6 separate regions of the Homo sapiens genome follow, and regions 2, 3, 4, 5 and 6 are each linked to region 1. The links are chromatin loops, found by intact Hi-C in ENCODE. Cell type or tissue: heart left ventricle. All regions are shown on one strand.

What was found. A loop is a pair of places that touch in the nucleus more often than their neighbours do. Peaks named below come from ENCODE experiments on the same cell type or tissue, not always from the same donor. Only the 100,000 strongest peaks of a DNase experiment are listed, where the experiment ranks them.
Region 2: it touches region 1 in a loop (7-fold over the local background); 5 of 110 quality-filtered maps call a loop at or near these places.
Region 3: a loop joins it to region 1, with 9 times the contacts of the local background. A loop is called at or near these places in 90 of 110 quality-filtered maps.
Region 4: it touches region 1 in a loop (5-fold over the local background); 64 of 110 quality-filtered maps call a loop at or near these places.
Region 5: it touches region 1 in a loop (13-fold over the local background); 33 of 110 quality-filtered maps call a loop at or near these places.
Region 6: it touches region 1 in a loop (6-fold over the local background); 85 of 110 quality-filtered maps call a loop at or near these places.

Annotation. Positions count from the first base shown.
Region 1 is chr5:83,562,410-83,566,409 of GRCh38, reverse strand. All of the region lies in intron 12 of VCAN (versican), which reads right to left. LOC124901021 (a long non-coding RNA gene) reads right to left here. Exons shown (of 2, transcript XR_007058847.1): 1 at 2,978-4,000. Among named protein-coding and RNA genes, the nearest start is that of VCAN-AS1, 2.1 kb to the right of the region's middle. In heart left ventricle, CTCF peaks have their summits at 1,884 and 2,083 (motif pointing right); no DNase peak of the experiment used is centred here; H3K27ac peaks cover 1,218 bases.
Region 2 is chr5:82,173,036-82,177,035 of GRCh38, reverse strand. All of the region lies in intron 4 of ATG10 (autophagy related 10), which reads right to left. Among named protein-coding and RNA genes, the nearest start is that of RPS23, 100 kb to the left of the region's middle. In heart left ventricle, a CTCF peak has its summit at 2,211 (motif pointing left); a DNase peak (open chromatin) is centred at 2,195.
Region 3 is chr5:82,349,997-82,353,996 of GRCh38, reverse strand. No RefSeq gene overlaps it. Among named protein-coding and RNA genes, the nearest start is that of RPS23, 74 kb to the right of the region's middle. RefSeq lists an enhancer at 504-1,703. In heart left ventricle, a CTCF peak has its summit at 2,001 (motif pointing left); no DNase peak of the experiment used is centred here; H3K27ac peaks cover 1,449 bases.
Region 4 is chr5:82,635,718-82,639,717 of GRCh38, reverse strand. No RefSeq gene overlaps it. Among named protein-coding and RNA genes, the nearest start is that of MIR3977, 200 kb to the left of the region's middle. In heart left ventricle, no CTCF peak of the experiment used is centred here; no DNase peak of the experiment used is centred here.
Region 5 is chr5:82,310,981-82,314,980 of GRCh38, reverse strand. It overlaps the pseudogene ATP6AP1L. Among named protein-coding and RNA genes, the nearest start is that of RPS23, 35 kb to the right of the region's middle. In heart left ventricle, CTCF peaks have their summits at 2,267 and 2,467 (motif pointing left); a DNase peak (open chromatin) is centred at 2,460; H3K4me3 peaks cover 695 bases; H3K27ac peaks cover 1,287 bases.
Region 6 is chr5:82,362,496-82,366,495 of GRCh38, reverse strand. No RefSeq gene overlaps it. Among named protein-coding and RNA genes, the nearest start is that of RPS23, 86 kb to the right of the region's middle. RefSeq lists an enhancer at 101-1,300. In heart left ventricle, a CTCF peak has its summit at 1,803 (motif pointing left); no DNase peak of the experiment used is centred here; H3K27ac peaks cover 421 bases.

The DNA.
Region 1 (4,000 bases):
CAATGACCTAAAATCTCAGCAGATAACTAGCATCACAAGCATGAACAAAACAAACTGATGATAAAAATGTAATGTACACTAATAGCCCTTTTCCTTATGCAGTGATGGATAACTGCCTTTTTGCAAAGGTTAAAAAAGCAGTTTTTCAGGGCCAGGTGTGGTGGCTCACGACTACAATCCCAGCATTTTGGGAGGCTGAGGCAGTTGGATCACCTGAGGTCGGGAGTTCAAGACCAGCCTGGCCAACATGGTGATGAAATCCTGTCTCTACTAAAAATAAAAAAAATTGGCCAGGCATGGTGGCAGGCACCTGTAATTCCTCGGAAGGCTGAGGCAGGAGAATCACTTAACCCGGGAGGCGGAGGTTGCAGTGAGCAAAGATCACGCCATTGCACTCCAGCCTGGGCAACAAGAGTGAGACACCGTCTCAAAAAAAAAAGAAAAAAAAAAGCAGTTTTTCAGAAATAGATAAGACTTAGAAATAAACCAGGAGGTTTTTTTTTCCTTGTGTTAAAAAATGAGTTTTCTTGGGTTCATCTTTAGTACTACTTTCAGTTGAAGAAAGGAAACCAGACCATCCAGTATCAGTTACTGCTGTCACAGTCAAGTCCCAGCTGATCCCTGCACATCACATACAGAAGCAAATTCATCTATGAGCAAAAGACTAAGAAGTTTTAAGAGCAATCGTTCTTATCAAAACCTAATCAATAACTAGGGTTTCTTTATAATACTCAACCCATTTCAAGTCATTTTCACTGAGATTCTCTAACTTGGTCAAATAACTACAAAGAATAATCAATGAGCACTGGTTCTCTAGAAGAGTCAGACACTGTTTAGAATCTTTCTATTTCTTTTCCTCTCTACTGGCTTCTAAATCATACAATATAAATAAAAAGAGACAGAATTTTCATAGACACTAGACAAAATTCAAGTTCATATTTTTGTGAGTCATAAATTTGAGACTCTGTCTCTCTCTCACACATACACACACACACACACACACACACACACACACACACCCTTACACATACAATACTTCTTGGCATTAAAGAAGTGCCTAAGACCTAAGACTTGGTAATGCTTCCATTCATACACATCTGTGTAGCAGATAATTTCCTGCCATAAATACAGTAGAGAACAAACAAAATGGTCAGCAGAGTAGACAGCAACCTACTTCTTGTGATGGGAAAACTGAGCTGTCCAATACACAGACTTGAGAGCTCACTGAGAGTTTTTACACACTAGCCAGTCATTGGGTACAGTTCAAATTTGTGCCTGAGCAAAAAGTACAAATGTTTTCATACTGCAGACCTTCAGGATCTCATGTATAACTGGGGCGGCAAATCTTGAATCTGTAACTGCCAAGGGCCTACTTTCCAACTCTCTCTCTCTATCTATCCATATATTATCTATAATTTTTCAGCTTAGGTGCAGTCACCTTTTGTTTTTTAAAATTCGCCATAGTTTAGATTACCTTAAATGGCCAATTAAAGATGATGTTTTATAGATTTTATGAATTTTGCCAAGCACATCCCTTTGAGAAAAACCATTCTTGACATGTGTGTAGTCAAGCCATTCACAATACATTATTTTAATTGTTGGGAGAACTTACTGAACTTCAAACTATAATTTGGGAGTTTTTCTCTTGAACGGTTCAGTCACTGCTCTTCACTTACTCTGTTTTCCTCCAAACATTGCTAATTTAGTTCACAGTGAAAAAAAAAAAAACATCTAAAAAACCCTGCAAAAGCCCTCTCTGTTCACCTCCCAAGGAAACTAGCCAAAGAAAACTTTCTCCAGCGTTCTACTATTGTGTATAAAGTGAAAACACAGGACAGATAGGTCCTAATATTTGCCTTAGTTGCTAGGATTTTACTAAGTATTTGACTACATGTGTTAGCTTCATGCTGCATTTGAAAAATCCTCTCATTTCACATTTAACTTTCAGGATCACAGTATCATGCAATTTATACTAGAATTAAGAAACTATTCAAAACTACAGGAACTTGATTTACAGATAGTATTATTCTTGTGTGTATCTGGGTGTAGTTCTGTGAATGTGGTTTTGAAACACAAAATACAATACGACCACTAGGTGGTGATATATATCCATTCTTACATTATGAATTAACGGCTACACCACTTAACAAAAGAGAACTTGGAATATGTCCCCCAAAATCGTAATTATGTACTCCATGTGGCAAAAATAAAAAAATAAAAATAAAAAATAAAAGATTGTCTGGGATATGTTCTCTCAGTTTTGTGAGTGAAAACACAAAGAGAACACTTTGCAAGAAGACAGACCTCGGTGAACCAGTATTTACCAACCTGACTGCATTCTATTCTGTTGCAAGCCATTCTATCCATAATCTGAATTTTCTTTCTGTCTAAAATGTTCACCTACGGTAGTTTCTTCTTTTCCACTCTGTCTTTTAAAATTATCCGATGATTTACATCAATGGTGAAATTGCATCAGAACCAAAGCCAAATGTGCAACATCCACCTAAAATCCTTAGGAGAGGTCAGATCATAGATAAACACCTAAGCACACAAATGCAATGTCTGCAGCGTGAGTCACAGTTAGTTTGTTTTTCCGTAAAAATTTATCTAGATTAGCTATGAAAACATGACACCTGCAGTAAGAGCTGACTTCTTTGTGCGCAAACTCTTTTCATCACCTGGGGCCCATATTGCCACTGCTGTACTCCCAGAGCTACAAAATTCAATCCAAACGCACTGGATACCAAGGGCAAGCAGATAACCACCGAAGTAGGAAAGCAAATTCCAAACAGAAAACACTTTCCCAAGAGGACAGGTACCTGTTTGAAACATATGCCGATAAGAAACCATCTTTTCACTAAATAACAAACAGAATAACCACTTGGGGTTAGCCTCAGCCTTTCAGAACACAGGTCAAATGGTTATCTGAAAAGAGGCTATGAGGACTACTTATTACAGAAATCAAAACATTTGGTACCTTTAAAATGACTTTTTTATCCCTAGATGGCTGGTGTACACAATAGGCATTTGTTTGCAGTCTGGAGGGGGAGTGGTGCATTTAACTTTGTCTTGTTTGTTAGGGGCAAATGACTTCCCTGCAAGGTAAAGATAAACCTTCTTCTGATCCTTGTACTTGCTTAAGGTTAGTCTAGTCTGGGTCCTTCTTTATTTATGTTTTAAGGGAGGTTATGGTTTTGCTGCTGTCTTTTAGTTGAACAGGGTAATTCGTTGACCGACAACTGAAAAGAAAAGAGCAGCTTTGTTTTAAAGGAGAAAGAGACGTTTGTTTTGGTGTCACTACCCTATGCTGGCAGCCTGGAGTTGGATCCTACAAACATGAATATGCTGAAGGGAAGAAAAACTAACTTGGGGTCTCCTGATAGTTGTTAAAGTGGCAATATGCCCATTATTTTCCTAGCTGGCAAACCTCTGTGCGGGAAAGACAATCTGGCCAGCTCTTGAGAACAGCACTAATCTTGTGTAATAGTGTGAGCTCACTGCCCTACAAAGCAGCAATTATCAACAGCATTTTCAGAAGGATGTGAGTTACTCGCACTGTGAGACCACTGTGAGAGAGGGGGCCTCAGGCAGAGGCCCAGAGAGCAACTTGCATTTAATCCATAGAATGAATGGTGCCAGTAGGCTCCTTTACCCCAAGCTTATTTGCACAGGTCTCCAGTCATGAAGGGCTGACGATCCAAATGTAAGGAGAGACTGCCAAAGCTCATTCAATATATTTTTTTTTTTTGGCCTTTTCCATGGTTATGCATTGCCTTAAACTAATTAGCAATTAGATTTAAATATCTGCATGAGATTTTAAAGTTGCACAGAAGACTGTTGGAAAAGCATCTGTGAGATGCTACTGCACTAAATCTCCTTTTCTTATTCTTTATAATAATCTTGTCAATTATAAAATGATTTTCCAGTAGTGAGTAAATATGGTTCTTCCAGCTGTTCAACCCACCACTAGCTATCTGAACTGAAAGACAAGGCAGAGAGC
Region 2 (4,000 bases), 1.4 Mb after region 1:
ATTTTCCCATGTTGCTATACCGTGCATATCATCTTTGATATAGTACCATACTAATATTATAAGCAGGGCATTTCTCATGTTTGACCTAAAAAGTTGAACTTTTCCTCAACCTTTATTTTCAATAAATAGCAATAGAATATTTTGATACATTTTCAATAAGTATCTTCATCTTGGCATTTATCTAGCGGCAGGAGACCATTATCTTGTGATAAATAGTTTTATTCCATTGACATTTCCATGTCTGTAAAATGAACAAGATTTATTCATCCAATTAACATTTGAATGTCATGTTTAGCTACAAGTTAAAAACAAGCTGCCTTCAGTATCTGTGTTATATTGTTTTCTGAACACATTTACAGAGTAGGGCCAAACTCTGCTCTTAAGCACTATGCATCTTTGAAATATGCAAATGCCATGCATGCATATGTGTATGTGTGTGCGTGTGTCTGTGTGCGCATGCGTGTGTGTGTGTATTGGTGTGGGAAGAGGCAAATAAGATCTTAAGAACTTTAGTGTCAAATAGTAAACTAATCAAATTACAGAACGACATGCTTTTAAAATAATTTTTACACGTCAAAGTTAGAAGTAAACAAATACCTGTAGTAGGATAATAAAATGTTAGAGCTAGTATAACCACTAATTTTATAAATAGGGCAGCCAAGGTCTTACGAAATATGTATCTGCCAAAAGTATGCAGCCGGTTCATGACTGAACTGAAGTCTGAATCCAGATCTCAGGACTCACCAATGCTCTTCCTGCTGGTCCACGCTGCCTCTGAGGGCAGAGGCACTGCAAATGCTTTACAAATATTTACTGAGCAAATGATAAATGATGAAAAAATGCCTTCCTTAACTTTATTTCTATTACCATAAAGCTTTTCAGACCTAGAGAAGAATGCTGGGTTTCATATCTGGTAATCAGTAATGATTTTAATTTTATTCCTTAAAGTATTTCAGGCAACAATGTAAGTATGGAGTAAATGGTTTGGATAGAAGTTAATTTTAGAAGTAGATGTTTTATATAATTGGGCACCTACTATATGCCAGGCATCTGTTCCAAGCCTTTGTGATACATCAGTGAGCAAAACAATCATCCTTGTTTTCATGGAGGTTACATTATGCCTTGGGGTGTGTGTGTGTGTGTGTGTGCGTGTGTGTGTGTGAAAATAAACAATAAACACAATAAACAAGTAAACTGTATATTATCTTAGGAGGTGATACATACTATGGTGAAAACGAAAAGTAAAGCAGGCTAAGAAGTGCCAGCCAGAGGTGGGTTTGCAATTTTAGACTTTAGTGAGAAAGTAACTTGTGTGCAAACACTGGGAGGCACAGCGTTCCAGGGAGAGGTGCCAACCAGTGGAAAGACCACCAGGGCTGGGTAGGGGATCACTAGCACTACATGCATATCACTAACATTCGTCACTTAAAGCCAATGACTAAAAAAAAACACACATAACTTTATCAAGATATAATTCACGTACATACAATTCACCCATGTGAAGTGTACAATTCAGTTATATTCGTAGAGTTGTGCAATCATCACCTCAATCAATTTTAGAACATTTTCATCACCTTAAACAACAACAACAGCTGGGCACAGTGGCTCACGCCTGTAATCTCAGCACTTTGGGAGACCCAGGTGGGAGGATTATTTGAAGCCAGGAGTTTGAGACCAGCCTGGGCAACAAAGTGAGACTCCATCTTTACAAAAATGTGGCTATATAGGGAAGGGCAGAGACAAGAGGCCAGGAAAGTATTTACCTCAGTGGAGTCCTTTAGCTGCAATCCCAATGAGGCCTGGCAAAGCTTTATTTCTTTTTCTTCAGAATAAGCACTATTTTCTTCTCACCCCAACTTTCTAAACCAACTTGCTTGCTTTTGATTGTTGTAACCAGAGCTTTGTTTGAAAAGTAGACTCTTCAAATGAGGAAACCAATGGAAAAATTGGTAATATAACAGTGCAAGTCTGTTATACATCCACAATGATGCAACTGGTTGAGATGGCTTAGACAGTCGTGACCTCCATGAATACCCTCTCCAAACCATGGTCTCCAACTTCCAAAATCTAACCCCCTTAAAAAAACTGAGGAAGGTCAACAAGCAATTATAATACCATTGTTAAAATATCTGCTTCTTCTAGGCCCATAACGGCTATCTCAAGGGCCACTGCAGTCTCTTTAGCACCTATTGAAGTTCTGTGTTTGGCACCCCCTGCTGGTGGCATGCTAGGCCTGGTGGGACTACATGTTTTTAAAACAAGCATATCAGGTCTTAAATATTCAAAAGACCACTGTTCCTCAAAACAGTCACCTAGGGAGGTTACCTGATTATTCAGCAAATTCAACCAATATTTATTCCAACAATGCTGTAATTCTGTCAATGGAACTGCCTTTGAACTTTTGAACTGCCTTCAGAGCCAGACAAGTAACTAATTACTTACTAGTCCCAAATAGGTTTAAATCAAAGGAAAAAAAATTATACTTATTTTATTCCATATATTTGCTTCCAAATGATTTTGTTGTCGCCAAACAAATTCACCTTTAATAAGTAACCATCTTCCAACTTCTAGCCACAAGGACTGGAAGAAGTTTCAAAACCAGCAGTTCCCAAAATATGTTGAGTAATCAGAGTATGGTTGGCAAAAGTATATAATTTTGCTTTTCCTCTGTGTCTCTGCAAATCTCTCCAGTTTCTGCTGACCACTTACACTGTAAAAGGTCTGGGTAAATATAGCTTTGTCTCTATGACAACAATGACTTAATGAGGTATGATGTGGTTTCTGTTCCCTAAGCCTTCGTCACTGGTTTGCCTAGTCACAGTTCACACCTTCATCATCAAAGACACACAAAAGTTAGTTTTTGAGATCTTTCATACAAAAACAAAAGATCTAACTTAATCAGCAATATCTTCAAAATCGTGGCATACATTATTAATATCTAAAATGCATTCAAATATGATCGTGACTAATTATTTCAAAAGCAAAATGGATACTTGAGAAATCCCACTGAAACAAACTGGGATATTTATATATGTATAAAGAACTGCATCATATAAACAAAGTAGAAACCTGAAGAATGTTGTACATATCCACTTATTTATGAAAACTGAAGACTCAAAACTTAAAACACGGACATAAATACTTGGTTAAGTACATAAAACACATTATTATGTGCCTGCATGTTCAATTCAAAGTATCTTCAATGAGAAACTTTAAACCATGTTAAGAGAGTCTATTTTTTTACATCTGGCCTCAGTCAGAGGAGACATAAGCATACTCAATCAACAACTCCTTCGTTTCAGATCCAAGATACTCAATCGCACCAATTTTAACATGCTTAGAAATTTCATTAGTCACATTGAGGCTGTGTAGCTCAGTAAAATCTCTTGAATACTTGAAAAAGAAGTAGAAGCCAAAATAATTTCAGTAGTAACCTACATAGTGAGCATGGTAAATTGAGGTCATTTATATAACAAGTGTTTATTGAGTGCCTACTATGTGCCTGTATCACTTGGAATGATAATACACATTTAAGCTAATGGAATGTTCTGTCAGTAATCTAAAGTGTCAATGACAAAAGAAGAAGAGACATTAGGTGAAAAATAGAATAATTAAAAAGTACAATCTTTAGCAACTGCCAGTAGCATTTAATTTGACATTTTCATATAAAATCTCTCAATTGAATAATAACCCACATGTCAAGTAATCTATATATTACTCAAAATGTGCAGCTTTCTAAATTAAATTTCTCAGGGCTATTAGTTTTCATGAGCCAATAACAGCATGAGATATTTCACCAGCACTATCTAACTCTAGTGCAAGCACGCTGGAGTCACCTTTATCCTTATTGTGCACGGTTTCACTAACATTTTTTAACTCCTAAAATGAAGACTAGAGAGAGTACAAATAATTCAGAGTAAGTTTAAGAATAATGTTCTGAATGTGGCCATTAGAAATAAAAAGGAAAGAGTAGATTTTTCACAACAAAAAATGTCATTAT
Region 3 (4,000 bases), 1.2 Mb after region 1:
TACAAGCATGATTCTCCAAGGAAAAAGGAGGATCTGGCATCAATTGAAGTCTATGCCCACCTAAAAGTAAAAAGCCAAATGGAGTTGTTCATTATAAATACATGTGTCTTTTTGCATAATGAAGAAATGAAATTTGCTCTCTCCACTCTCTCCATTGAGAGAACTGAATACAAATGCTATTTTGGGTCAGAGATAAAACAAACCCACAGCCCATTGCAGGAAGCCATCCTCAGCAGAAGAGATGGCCTCCTGAGAATACTGGACCCAGGAAGTTGGTGAGCTTTCGCGCCACCTCTCTGCTCAAAAGACAGTTTATTCTCTCCCCCTTGGTAGATACGCACTTCTAAATCTCAGCCACTCACCTAATTTTCTGTCTTGTAAGCAAGGCTTCAAAAGAAGGCTAGGTTACTGAGAGATGTGCACAATCCTTGAAAATTGCAGAAAGAAAGAACATATGCACTTTATAACATTCTCTTCAGTAGGGAATGTTCTGTGTTCCAGTAGTACCAACTTCAGGAGCTCCAGGATATCCACTGTGAAAACACAGGCAACCCTACTGGCCACTGGTCTTCCTTTGACCAGATAAGAGGTCACTCCTTTGGAATGGGTTATACCAGTAGGCTCTAGCCACATTGCCTTACATATACTCTACCCTTCAACCCTGTGGTAAGCACCTTTTAAAAGAGCTAAAAGCAATTAAAAAATATACCAAAGGCATCAAGGTGAATTATCAGACTACTGTCCCCTGATGAAAAATAATAACAACAACAGATGATGGCTTTCAAACAAGCTGAGAAAATGGACTTTATTTTTCTAGAAGTATTTCTTTATTTTTTTCCTAGTCCCAATGCACTTCGTACTTCTCTATTTATCATGCACTTCGTACTTCTCTATTTATCATGCACTTCGTAACTGCCTCAACATATCTGGCCCTTCTATCAACTGACGAACTTCTTGAGAACCCTGCCCTATTCTTCCTATTCATCCTCATATTTATAGAGCCTTCAGTGTAAGAGGAAATTAATAGACTCTCAATAAATGTTTGATGGACAGATAAATGTAGGAAAAATTAATGTACATCAGAGTGCAACAGGAACTAATATCCAAAATCCTTGAGATAAAAATGAAAGACCATCAAAGTAAAAATTTCCGATAGCTAATCATCCAAACATTAAAAGAGGACTTCATTGTTCTCCAGATGTCATCAGTGATTCATTACAAATAATTACATGCGTGTTCTAAATAATGGAATGTTGAAATGTACACTTGTCATCACCGGCACTATCAAACATGTTGGACACGCCCAAAATAGCTACAGTCCATATGACCAGGAAGAGAGTCACATCAAGGACTCCAGAGGTGATAATATCAGTGTCCCAGTAAAGTCTGGAAGTCATCGTCTTGAACAGGAAGCCTTAAGGAAGTTGAGGGCAGTTTGTTCACTTGACCCCAGAGTTGGGTTACACACCCACAGCACTTACTGAGGGGCAGGAAGTTGGAAGAGGACCTGGGGTCAGACCTCTGCAATGGTGTGAAGTAGATGAAGTTTGTCTTCACCTCCTCTTTCATTGCCCTCCTCATCTCCCCACCAACCCTGATCTGTCATCCTTCGTAATCACAATGGCAAAGGCCCAACGGAGTCACTCATACTATCGTATAAATAACTCATTATGATTGTATAAATTAGGCTTCCACAGCATTTGCCTTTTTAGTAGAAGCAGTGCTGTTATTCTGTGTAATAGCAGAATTTCTACCATCAAAATAGCAAGGGACATATTTGAGGGATGATGGTCAGTGCCAGCTTGAAGTTGAGTAGGCAGCTACCCACTGAAGCAGCTATATGCATTTTTTAATTTTTAGAAATTTAAGATTCAGGCCTTGGATCTCTTGTGACTATGTGACTGACTATTCATGTTGGAAAAATAAACATTTCCACCTCCTAGAGTGGCTGATAGCAAGAGGGTATGAGGCTTCAGATGTTGATCCGTGATTCTCTAGAGACCTCTAGTGGTCAGAAGAGGAACTCACATTTGTTATGAACAGAAAGATGAGGGAATGCTGACCGGTGAAAAATGAAGGCCTACAATCTGGTGATTGCCATTAAAGAAACATTTGGAACTTTCAGTAATGGAAGGTTTGAGTCATTTACTTTTCCATCTACTTTTTCTCTCTCTCCTTTCTCTTCTGTATCCATGCTACAATCTCATTTGCCTTAATGCCTTGGAAGGCACTTGTCCTTACTGTCCTTATTATCCATTTTCATTGCTTTATCTGGGTCGTCCACACAAAGAAACCAACTTGCCCTTCACAGGATCCATATTTCCCTCATGCAATCCATGGGCTCCTACATCTTCCTTCACCCTTGGCAGCTCTTGGTCTTGTTACTCATACCTACATGTGCTCCCAGATAAGTACAGGAATAGGCTTATCTTCACCCTTATTCTGCCAGGAGAGTGTTTCTTATTCTGCCATTGAGATGGACTGTCCCAAGGGATTAAATTTTAAGAGGTGGATTACAGTTACTGCTGGTTTGTTGGTTCGCTGTGAAGCTCAGGAAACAGAAACAGCCAAGTTTCCAAGATATATATTTAACAGGAGAAGAGTCAAAAAAAAGATTTAAAATGCCAAACTTTACAGGAAATTCAGAGACAACCCTTCCCAACAAATAAAAATCATCCCCACAGATTTGTGGTAGAAGCAATATAAGTAACTATGTTAGCCTGAAGCCTTTATAGGTAGACTTTTCAGCTGCTCTCTTTTGTTTACCTATCCCAATTTTTATTATACAACTACTAAAATTATATAGATATATACATCATATATTAAGATATATACTCACCAACGTGTAAAAGAAGGGCATTCTTCTAAAATTAGATTGCAGCTCTTCCTGGCTTTGAAGTAATCACACCCCAGTAATAGAAAGAGGTAGAACATATCAACAGGAATGGGGTGTGGGCTGCCAGTTCATCATCTGTCAATCTTACCTGAGATCCTGCTTTGCCTTAAGATTCAATTCCAAGACCATGAATAGATGTTTATGATTTTTTTTAATGCCCACTGCGGATGAAGCCTTTCTTCCTTTTTCTGAGAGGTCTGAATTTGAGAGACAGCGTGGGTCAGGCCAATGATAGAAGCAACAGACCCCAAAGGACCTCCTCAATCTGGACCCACACTTAGACAGTGTCTTCTCAGTTACAGGAGCATAGGACTTCCTATAACCCTATCAAATTAATGATTGGTCCAAAAAATCAACAGAAACATAGTTATAAATGGCTAATTAATAGGGAGTTGTGTCCTAGTAGTTTATGGCCTCGGAGAGCTTTTTAAGCAAAGGGTTAAGTGGGGGGGAAAAGGAGCAGGAAACCAACCTTACTTTGGTTGGCTCCCTTAGCTCACCTCAACTTGGAAAGAGCAGAGCCGAGTGAACAACATTTGACAATATTTCTGTGGCATTATCAAAATCCAGGGCCATAATCTTGATATAAAAGCAAGCTAGTTTCTCTGACACGAGTATTTGGTTATAACAGGGTGAGGTTCATTATTAAAAACCACCCATTTGTTAATCACTAAAATATTCATTGAATGCCTAATATATGAAGGCTATCACACTGAGTTTGCAAAAAATTTTGGTTTTATACTGCTTCCATTTTCCAAAACCATAAGAATGTGTTTATGTGTAGAAAATAAAAATTTAATGGTATTTGAAGAGCTGATACCATAATCCCTCTTAGGAAAGAAACCTTTCTTTGGCTACAGTGCTGTGGGAGAAAGTGAGCCCCTGAAGGTCTGAGGGTCGTAAGAACAAAATAGTAAGGCAAGGGCTGTGCTGTTCTCCCACTTCTCCACGGGAGGACATGAGAGGCCTCCGGTGTTGCTCCAGGGTGAAGGAGGAGAAGGAGAGAGATGAAGAGCCAAACAAGTGAGGCAGCGTGAGGATGGGAAGTATGTACGGCCAGGAAGTCAAGGAAGAATCCAAAAGTGGTGAGCTGACTGACTTTTA
Region 4 (4,000 bases), 930 kb after region 1:
TTTTTTCATAGAATTTCAAGAGCACATAAAACTCACTTGTTTCCTATCAGCATTTCCCCTTGCCCCTTTAGTTTGCTGACATGTGATTTTCAAGTCAGTTTTGGAAATCTGAAACCTGTTAGAGATTGCAGATGCCAAGATCTGCATGACTGCTGTAGTTTTGGCAAGGTCTGCTCTTTAAAGACAACAAAGGCAATAAATAGAAATCTTGCTTTCCTCTGACTCTATTCTTTTTCAAAAGAAAAAATGTCTTTGTGAATGCATGGCGTTTAACAAGATTTCTAGACCTTCTTGCTTTAGACCTTTTTTGTTCTTAGTTTTTATTCAATGTAGCATTTGGGCTTTTCATCTTGCAAACCATAAGCTTATTTCTGTTATCAGCTTCCACTAAGAGCACAGTCTTGTCTGTGTTCTCTTTAATGTCTGTGATTCTCTTTAATAAAACTAATCATCTAAGTGCCAATGGTTGGAAGCAATAAAAATATGTTTCTGCCAATATGAACAATTATTTGACTAATTTGAACCCTAACCCTGGCCAAGTCCCTTCATCTTCATGTCACTTAAGTCAGCTTGTAAAGAGGCAAAAAAAAAAAAAAACTGCAAAAGAGATACAGCTAAATAAGCATGTAGATGAAAAGAAGGAGACATCTGACTTAGGGCTTGGGAAAATGGAGGCATTTGAGGCCTTCAAGATTGGGTATAATTGTAATGGAGAGAAATGGGAGAGACAGAAGTGGGGCAGGAATATTAAAAGCAAATGTGTAAAGATGAGAAGGAGAAAGACATGTTGAAGAACAGCCAGAGGTTCAGTTTCGTTACAGACTTACTGTGTGGTAACATTACATACTGAGAGACGGAGTAGGAAAGGTGGTTTGTAGTTAGATTGCAGAGGATGAATGAATGGTCTGTACTTCACCAGAGAACAATGGAGAGTCAGTGGAAGTTTAAAGTATAGAAGTAACTCCAAAACATCCAGAGCAATTAGGCAGATGTGTTTAAGGAAGATTATAAGGGGAAGAAAGGATAACATCCAGCCAGTTAGAAAAAGTATTGCAATGGGATAAGGGAAAGGTAATAAGGCAGAGAGAGTGAAAATTTAAAAATAGAAATATGGGACTAGAGCCACTCCTAAGATGCATGGGGTCACAGGCAGTTTTTTTTTTTTTTTTTTTTTTTTTGCAAGGCCCTTCTCTATGTAAACTACCGATCTTTAAAAACTGTTTTACAAAATTTATAGACCTACGTGAAATATAGCCATGTATTGAAGAGGTACATATACATTTGTTAATTGTCTAGTCAATGCATATAGAGATTGTAGTGTTCAGGAAACATTTCTTCATGTTCTTTATTGTCATAGACATTGTTCCTACCTAATTTCTTACCTCCCACTATAATGAAAAGGAGGCAAATTGTTAATACAAAGCCAGAGCTCTTCAAAATCTTTTTTCTATATATTTTTTTTTTTTGAGACAGTCTCGCTCTGTCGCCCAGGCTGGAGGGCAGTGGTGTGATCTTGGCTCACTGCAACCTCTGCCTCCCGGGTTCAAGCAATTCTCCTGCCTCAGCCTCCTGAGTAGCTGGGATTACAGGCATGTGCCACCACGCTTGGCTAATTTTTGTATTTTTAGTAGGGATGGGGTTTCACCATGTTGGTCAGGATTGTCTCGAACTCCTGACTTCATGATCTGCCCACCTCAGTCTCCCAAAGTGCTAGGATTACAGGCGTGAGCCACTGTGCCCAGACAGAATCTATTTATATTGAAACAATATTGCCCTTCTTGCTACTGGTTTCCTAGCACCATTTATTTAATGCTGTTAGATCATTATTTAAGATGCTGTACCATCCATTGTGCTTCCTGAGAATAATGGATTCCAATGATAATCTCAAATATTGTTACTGTTCTTTGTTAATGGTGCAAATTTCAGTTAGTTTGTGGGAAAATGTTAGCAATAAGTCGTGTCCTGGTCATTTTAAATTACCATTTGGATTTTATACTATAAATGTAGAACAATTTGTCCTTCAACCATACTTTTCTCTTGAATTCTTTATAATAATTTTATTCTTGGAATGTGATTTCTTTCAAACTTCCTTTTGCATGAACAGCAATCGAAAAGACAAATAAGAAGCTCATGGACAGATCAAGAATAGTTCTTCCATTCCTGCAAGAAATATACATCCCTCATCTACATTGGCTTAAGACTGTCTCAGGAGAAGACAATGTCTCCACCTTGATCACAAGCAAGAAAGGATGTCAGTCAGAAAGGTTTGTTGGCATTGTAGAGCAGTAATCTTGAAAGCCTTCAAATGTGTCAGGTACAGCCATCCCAGAAGATCTCTGACTTGGAGCACCAAGCTGTAGATGGATGGAGGGACCACCCTGAGTGCCAGCAGTGGAAGACACACAGGGAGAAGGGGGCTGCCACCATTCCCACTGCAGCGCCATGATCAGAACAGGCATAAGTGAAAGCCAATGCATGGCTCACACACATTTTGGTGTTGGGCCAGAGGCCAGAATTCATCTTGTGTATTTCATGGGTAGGAATAACTCAAAATCAGTTCATCAGCATCATTCTTGTAGCCAAACTTGTATGATTTCATGAAAGAAATATCATGCTAACTGGCAGGAGTGATATCTTCCCTAAGGTGACTCCAAATTCAGAAGTCCTGAAGTTCCTTAGGGCATTGTGTTGATTCCTGGCAAATGAGGGTCAGATAATGCACTGTGGGGAGAAATAGGGAGCTGGTACCATAGGGGCCCTCTACAGGGCTTGGGTCACCTCCTGGAATAGCACTAATAGTTGCAGACAGCTCCAGGAACCAAAGGGAGACTTACAGAAAGTTGAGGAGGCCACTGTTAAGCACGAGGCTCTGCTGTATGGGACCCAGAGCAGGAGTCCCACTTGCCCAGATGGAAGGGAAGCACTTTGAGGAACATAAGGTATGAGTAATAAGCTCTGAAGATTGCACACAAAGTGGAGAGAGAGACATTGAAGATGGCATCAAAGTTGTGATCCTGCATACTGAATGATCTGTAATGCCATTGGTCAGGTGCTGCACTTGCCTTCTGAACAGTCCTGTAGGCCATTTGTACCTCTGAGACCTTTCAACAAAATGAAAGAAAATAAATAGGACCATGCTAAATTACTTGACCTCTCTGCATCTCCATTTTTATCTGCAAAATGGAAAGAATAAGGTTTTACATGTCTATTAAGACCATTGAGATAATATTTGTAAATCACTTAGAACAGCCCTGGCACAAAGTAAGTACTATTTAAGTGACTGATAAATATATGTTTTACTTTTTCCAAACCTTCCTTACCGTATAAACAATGTAAACAAGGGTGCTAAAGAATCTCGCAGTTTACCAGAATATTAAAGCCTCAACATACAACTACCTTATCCCTCTAGAAGCTCCTTCTTTCTTCTTTTGAGAAGGGGAACAATTAGAAACAGAATTTTGTCCTGCTTTAAATATTGGTCTTCAGGTACATTTTAATCACATCCCATTAATGCTGTAGCTAAGAGCCAAGTTCAAATGTTCGATATCCCTTGCTTTCAAAGGCCTCTACTGTTACAATACAAATCAAGAGATTTGGTGTACCATTTGTGCCTGTAGCAGAAAATGATGAGCTAAGATTTTTTTTTCTTCATCTACCATAGCATCAGTTCTATTTTACCTTAAAGAGTACACATATTTAGATATCTGTCTGCCCTTGTTAGACTGTAAGTTTCTTGTTGTCTGGGGCTATGTTGTTTTCATCTCTCTATTCCTCAGCAGTGGATAGCACAGTGTTTACACAAAGTACCTATTCACTGGCTCTTTGCTGAGCAAACTGATTCAGGAAAAACACACAAATGACACATGTGTACAAATACTTTCAAGTCAATGAATAACTAGATTCCTTATGAAAAACCAGAAACAATCTGCTTGAGGGTATGTGGCTGGGCCCTTCAGCTGTGACAGTGTCTGAATCACCTGTTTTGTCTGAAGACTAAACT
Region 5 (4,000 bases), 1.3 Mb after region 1:
GTCACTCAGGCTGGAGTGCAGTGGTACAGTCTTGGCTCACTGAAGCCTCGACCTCCTGGGCTCAAGCAATCCTCCCACCTCAGCCTCCCAAGTAGCTGGGACTACAGGTGACACCACTACGACCCCAGCTAATTTCTTTTTTAAAAATTGTTTGTAGAGATGGGGGTCTCACTATGTTGCCTAGGCTGGTCTCAAACTCCTGGGCTCAAGAGTGATCCTCCTGCCTCAGCCTCCCTAAGTGCTGGGCTTAAAGGCATGAGCCACCACGCCCAATCCCCAAATTTTCTTCATTTTTAATGCTGAATAATATTCCATTGTACATATACACTAGATTTGTTGATCCATTCATCCATTGATAGACATTTGGGTTGCTTGCACCTTTTGGTTATTGTGAATAATGCTGCCATGAACGTAGGTATAAACACAGGTGAAAGCTGTTCAAGTCCCTGTTTTCAATTATTTGGGGTATATAGCCAGAAGCAGAGTTGCTGGATCCCTTGATAATTGTATGTTTAACTTCTTGAGGAAACTCCATACTATTTGCCGCAGCATCCACACCATTTTACATTCCCAACAGCAATGCACAAGAGTTCCAACTTCTCCCTGTCCTTGCCAACACTTGTTATTTTCTGTTTGCTTGTTGTTGTTTATAATAGCCATCCTAATGGATGTGAAGTGATTTGCCTATTTTTGAAAGTAATTTTTCATAAGTAGTATTTCCATAAGTCAACTAAGTCATTTCTGGAACAAGGTAGAGGTATAAATCAATCAATTCCCCCGGTCTAAATAGGCGAAATTATATGTAAAATATTCCTTGTTGTCATTATATCCTCACTGCCATTCCTCTATATGTATACATACACACATGCATACACACATGTATAGACATACACATACATAATATAAATAATATTTATAAACATTTTATACACACACACACACACACACACACACACACAAAAGAATCCTTGGAACCAAACTGTCCAGAATTTGAGTTCTGCCTCTACCGTTTACCAGTTATACTCCTTAGAAAAATTATGTGATTATCGGAGATTCAGTCACCTCATTCATAAAACCACCTTGCAGCATTATGGTAAGTTCTGAAGACAAAGCACATAAAGTAACGACCACAGTACCAACACACACGGGTCACTCACAGGTAGCAATTATTGTTAATCCACGCCTGGCACACTCCTGAGTGTTTCCACATATCTTAGGCCACGTATTCTTTACATTAATAAAGATAGGTGAGAAATTGAGAGAGGTTAAGTAACTTGCCCTGGTGGCTGAGCAGTAATTTGAAACCAGGTCTGTCTGACTCCAAAATGTGAGCTCCTTCCCTACCCCAAACTGCCTTTCATCCACACGACACTTCTCTAAGCTTGGGAAGGATGAAAGGGAAGAATATGCATATATGCCAATGCCCACATATATTTGGAAAAGGTTGGAATGTGCCCATAAGAGGTACATGCAAAGCCCTGCCTACTATTTCAGGGAGTGGTAGGAACAAGCTAAGCTTCATTCACAGGTAAACAGGATAGAGGAACTTGACAGAATGTCTCTCAGCCTAAGATTCTGGTGGTGAAAAGGAATCTCTTACACCCCATTCCTTACTCCAAATACTTTCAAGATCTTTGGGATATTTTTGACTCCCCGCTGAGTCCCTTCCTACTAACTGCCAAAGCTGTCACTCACACTGCCGATGTACTTCTTATCTTCCCTGATAAGATCACTGCGCCACTCCCTGAAGGAAATAAAATAATTGTCCGCCAATGCCTCTCCCCAGAAGGGCCTCTCAGTCCAGGAAGTGTCAGTCCCTGGCTTCACCCACAGCTTCACTAGGGCTTAGATGGCTGGCATTCCTCACTGATAATTATTCGTGCTGGATAAAGCTGAATGTAAAAGCAAGCCCTGGGTAGGAGGTGGGGGACACAGGGAGATAAAATTCTCTATCCTATTCTACTTCATACCTTAAAAGACAAAGGAAAAAAACCACCAATATTCTTTTAAAGGCATCTACTTCTCTTTTCCTTAAGCATCTAGGTTTGTTTCAGGTGTTTTTAAACAAACACTGAGCTCTTTTGGTACCAAAAACGCAGGTGCATTGAGCATAGGTTTTAGTTTATTACCTGGAAATCAATAAAAGTGACCTCCCACAGGCTCGACCCATCATCCGTGTCGCTGGGCAGCAAGAGGGCCTGGTCCTGCTGCAGGCTGCCCACGCGTTGGCAGCGGTAGGAGTAACCAGAGGGAGCATATACGCCAGTTGGGTTAAAGACTGCTTGGATTGAATTGTTGGAAATGATCTCGACTCGGCGCAAACTAAACCAACTCTGGATGGACAACTTGTTGTAATTGGTAAGGATGAATCTGAAAATGGTTATAAAAACAGCATTACTCCTAAAGAACTTTTCCCACGTTTACTGACGCAAGGCATCGTCTATGAACAGTACAATGGCGCCCTCTTTTGTCAGGCGGCAGAACGGGCTTGGGGAAAGGCTTCACTTTTGCTGCAGAGCCTTCCCTGGATGGATGGAAAAAGAGCAAATGACAGGGCAGCACCCAAAGTGGACAGTGCAAATTCCTACGAAAGAAAAAACACACAAAGTTTGGGTTTGTTTTGTTTTGTTTTTCCTTTTTTAGAATCAACACTTGATTATGTGTTTATTATTCAAAAAATTTGAGAAAAACTTAAATGGACATCAATGAAGAATTTGCTAAATTGTGGTTTAAAATAATAGTAATAGCTCTCTTAATAACTTCTGTGTTATGTATGTGTATTGTGTTTAATCTTCACTTCAACACCATGTAATAGATAATGTCCTTATTCTAACTTCACAGCTGAGGAATCTAAGACACAAAGGGCTTGAATAAGCTCACTTGGAGAGTAAGTGTCAGAGCTGGGCTTCAAATCCAATCTTAACTCTTTTGGAATGGACTGTTTTCCAGCCATGAAAAAAGTCATAATTTACTTGTCATTATCATTTTATTTCCATTTAAAAAAAAAAGTGACTGCATTAAAAAAAAATGTCTGGAAGGATAGAGATTAAAACATTAGTAGTGATTACAAATGGTGTTTAGATTATTGATGATTTTCATTTTCTTCTTTCTGTAGCTCAATATTTTCTGATTTTTCTGTTTTCATTAGTTTTTCTTGTCTCTATTTGGCTTCTTTGCAAGCAGTCTCTAAGACACAGGTGTGAATATAAGAAATATTCAGGGGAGTTTAGTCATTCAAAATACGTAAAATGGAGAGAAAAGAAATGACAGAGGAAGGGAAGGCAGCTAAAAGAGGTACATTATTAAGCCAGTTTCCAATGTGGACAAGCAGGGCTTCATGGCCGTGATGGAACCTGGGAGCCAGAGCACAGCACATGCTGCTGAGTTATCTCACCTGACGGGGAGGGAGCTGAGGTGTGTGTATGTGTCCTCCAGTCATTGGTTGAAGGCTGCTGGGCCAGGGACTGGGGGCAGTGGGCCAGAGAAAGCTTTTAGGCAAAGAGAGGCGGGGAGTTGAAAGTTCAGCAGGTAGGCTACAGTGCTCTCAAATGGAAAGGACCATGTAGATATTCACGGGGTACTGACAGTTTCTGCTACATACCTTTATCATCAGAATAAATAATAATAACAATAATAATAATAAAGCTATTTTTCATTTTGGAAAAAAGTGGAATTACAGATCAAAAATAGTCTCCATTTCTAGATCAAACAGACATGTGTGTTTGGTCACCTTGTGGGATTCTATTTACTTGTAAAGTTGCTCTGAAAGATGATGACATATATTTTCTAAATTATGATCAGTGAAACTCTAGTCTCCCATGATATGTAGACAAGTGTTCTGAGGAAGAAGGTTCTCCAAAATTAAACACAGGAAACACTGAGTTAGTCAAAGTTACAAAGTGCAATAGTCTTCCTTAAGATTATTTTTTCTCAGAAACTTTAACATACAAATTTACACTGTGAATTGCCAAGAGGAAGACATGGTTTAGAGTCGTTCCCA
Region 6 (4,000 bases), 1.2 Mb after region 1:
CCTCCTCTCTGCCCTTCTCTTGCACTTATAAAACATAATCAGTCGTTTTGACTGGAGTGTGGTGGACTCTTGGTTCTATGATTCTCAATAGTATATACATCTCCTCTTCCGGCTAGGAAAGGCAACCCCTAAAGGAATGGCTTTGCCAACTGACGAATTAGTTGGGGAGATCATTTGTGGGCAAATCCTCTGTAACTCCAATGTAGTAGATGCTGTTGGTGCCCTCCTCCGATCCCCTTCACCAGCTAGGACACCAGCCTCTCGCTACAGAGAAGGTTGGCCAGGGCCATGCTGGTAAACGTTTAACATCTGGCTGCCTGTGGAGTGTAAGGCCTGGGATTTGTAGCTTTTGTTGATTTTCATGATGTAATGCTTCTGTCCTGGCCGATTGCAAGCTGTCAGGGTGAAGTCACAGAAAGGGCATTTGGGAAGTGATGTGCACACAGCACTCGTGAGCTGTGGTGAGCTGACTCTAGCACACCATGACTACATACAGCTTATAGCTGTTCCTTTCTCTGGGGAATTGCCTCCTGACTGAAGACTGTCGCCTTTCAGGCTTCACCTATGGTTACCTGTAAATAATGACCAACTGATATGGGTGTACAAAATTCCAGTCCCCTTGCCTCAAGGTGAGTCAATTCTGTGGTGTGAATCATTCATCAGAACCCACCCACACGCACACAATGAATCAGATCACAGTCCTTGAGAAGACATCATTGTACAGCTCTTTGCCCTTTCCTCTCCTGCATCTCTCTCTTATTAGTAGGTTTTTCCCCCTAAAGAATATGCCATGCCCTCAGGGAATTGCATGCAGCTAAATGCTTGCCTCAGGCTCTGCTTCAAGGGAACCCAGCCTGAGACACATTCAAAACGTACCCCAAGGGGTAAGCTTTCCTAAAATTTCCCTCCAATACACTCCAAATAATACAAAGAGATAATTCTAATCTTAGGAGATACAAAAGTACAGCCCAAAGCATCCAACTACAGATCCCACATTTTTAAAGTCTTCTTTCACAGTAAAAATGCACGCAAAATTTTAACCTATGTTCCATAATATCTCTATTTAACACTAAAAATGTCATATTTTTCTCCAGAATTCTTGTGTAGAGTCAATGTTCCAAGATGCTAGACTATATACGTCCCATGGCTGTTCCAACGAAGAAGGTAAGCATGCCCCAGTCAGAAAAGCCTGAATAAACCTGAAAGCCACTCAAAGCCTGAGTGCTCAACTTTCAACTCGACAATGAGCAGTGTGTGTTGCCAATCCTCAGAGACTGTCTCTTCAGCACTAGAAGGTCAGAGCAGACCTACTCCAAACACAGTATTAGTATATCCCAGTTTCTCCTTTAATCAGGAAGGAAGGAAGGGAGGGAGAGTAAAAAAAGAAAGGAATTCAACCACTGAGAGTTAGACTTCAAAATGATCTTCATGTATTCTTTCGTATCTTCCTTTTATAGATGAGAAAACTAAGATTTGGAGCACAAAGTAATTTGCTGAAGGTCAAAAAGCAGTTAATGCTGGAACCAAGAGCCCCACATCTCTGGATTTTCAGGCAGGTTTCTCTGCTTGCCCATGTTGCCTGCCCAGCTTCTGAGGACAACGTTGACTGTCCTGTGAATTGGGATCACTCAGTCAAATGCCTCTGCTGATACCCCAAGGTTGAATGGCAGTTTGTTTAGCATGGCAGCTTTCAGACTCCAAGTGTTTCTGAGTGTGTGTTAGAAACCACCATTTCATCCAAAACTGGCCGAAGTGGAGAATTGTTTTGTACTTCCCAGCTGTATTTCCTTGAAAATAGATGGTCTGAGAATGCCCTCTGGTGCCTTCCTACTGTGTCTTCAAGCACTTTAGAGGCAGGAGGTGGCTGTGGGAAAGGATGAAGAAAAGCTAGGCTCCTGGAAATGGTTTTTTCTCTCAAAAAATGTGGCGTGGGCATACTGTCAGCAAACCGTGGCAGGATTCGACCAGGAAGTTGGATAAAAACATAATGTGTGGTTATGCCGCCTCTGTTGCATTTGCCTTTTTTTCTCTAACAATGAATATAATTCTTTTTAATTGCACAATTATTTAAATACTTATTCAAGTCATATTATATTAATACAAGGCATAGAAACAATAACAAATTGGTAGGCATAAAAATCTCTGACACAATTTGAATTTAGGCATATCCTTTTCTGGTTTTCTGCATAATATGATTACCATTTCCCAAGAACATGAGCAAAAGCACACTCCCTGGGTCCTCAGAATGGAGCGCACCTTCTCAAGTACACTGCCACTTTATTTTTAGTGACATGTATTTGAGAAAAAGAAGATTGACACTTCTTCCCCAAGATGCACGCCTCAAGAAGTTGAAAGGAGCACTGAGTAGAACAAAGGGGGGGAAAGCAATCAAAGGCTCTCTAGGGCTATGACCTAGATGCATTTGTCCCTTTTAATCCCTACATTGAACAGAAATATGAAATATAAGATTTGGGAAGGAGAGTATCTAGTTTAGCCCTCCCTCACATCAGGACTGGTCATAGCAATACCTGTCATTTATTGAATATTAACTCAATGCCAGGTAATATAAGCATTTCACATGAATTATTTCATTTAAATCCTCACAGCCACCTCAGGAGAAAGGTGCTATTATTTTCTGCATTGTGTAGATTAGAAACTTGAGTCATGGAAATATTAAATGCATTGCCCAAGGTCACTCAGCCACTAGCAAAGCCAGAACTCAAGCATCAATCTGCTCGGCTCCCAAGCCCATGCTTTTAGCCCTCCGGATATATGACGTCCACAACTTTCCTAAACAGCCTTCCTGTTCCCTCTCCTTAAATTCATCCAAACAATGAGCAAATCATTCTATTATCTAACAGCTCTCATTGCTTAAATCACCCCTGTTAGCCCCTATTTGGTACCGGAGGGATGCAGCAGTTTGCTCCCTGTTCTACTTGACCTTCCTTTAAATATTTGAAACCAGATATCAGCTCACTAATCCACTTTCCCAGCTTGCTCTTGTCTAGCTAAACTGTCCCAAGGTCCTTCAACGGTTCCTTGTTTAAGTCGCTTTTCAGGCCTTTCACTACCCGGGTTCACTCCAGCTGTGTAGCAACTCTCCCCACAAAATGGAAATGCGATAGCTAGTACTGAAAAACTCCCTAAATGTAGTCTGACTATAGCAGGGCATAGTGGGACTACAGCCTCCTTATTACCAAAATCATTTCTAATTAAAAGGCATCCTTAATCCTTACAGCAGTTGCTTCACACTGGTCATTCATGTGGTGCCCACAGCCAACAAAAACCCTCAGCCTTTCTCCCACAGAAAGTAAGATCTTCCCCCCAGCACAAATGCACACTAAAGTTCTGGACTAAAATGAAGGATTTATTTACTTTAAACTTCATATTCTTATTTGATATGGTTTCTTAATTTTTCCTCACGATTGAGATCATCCAAACCTCAGGTCAAGATGGCCAAAAAGGTGAGGTCCACAGACAGCCCTGCAGCCTCCCTCCCAAGTGGCACCACCTGGAATTCAGTGCCCTTCACATATCCCTGTCCAACTGGCCACGAAGCCTCCTAGTTTCACTGTCACTCTGCTCGTGTACCTTCATCTTTCCCACAAGGACGTCATAAGAGACTCTATCAAACGTCTTCCTGAAATCCAGACACATTTTGTCTGTGGAATTTCCCCTCCCCAGCAGTCTCCCCACTCTATCAAAAAAGGAAGCAAAGTTCGTTGGGCATATCTTGTTTTTAAGCAAACCCACATTTCGTGAATCCATATTTATACATACCACCAGGCTCAAGGGGATGTTTATTTCAGAAAATGAAAGCTTTTCCAAGAAACCTAATTTTAAATAGAATAGAGAAATAACATTTTAGCTACATTTTTTCACTTGTAAAAGCACTTGAAAAAACATATATTTTCAGGTCCATCAATACCACCATGGGACTCAGCATTTATGATAGTATTTAAGTGATAGATGTCACTTAAATACTACATTTCCAAAATAT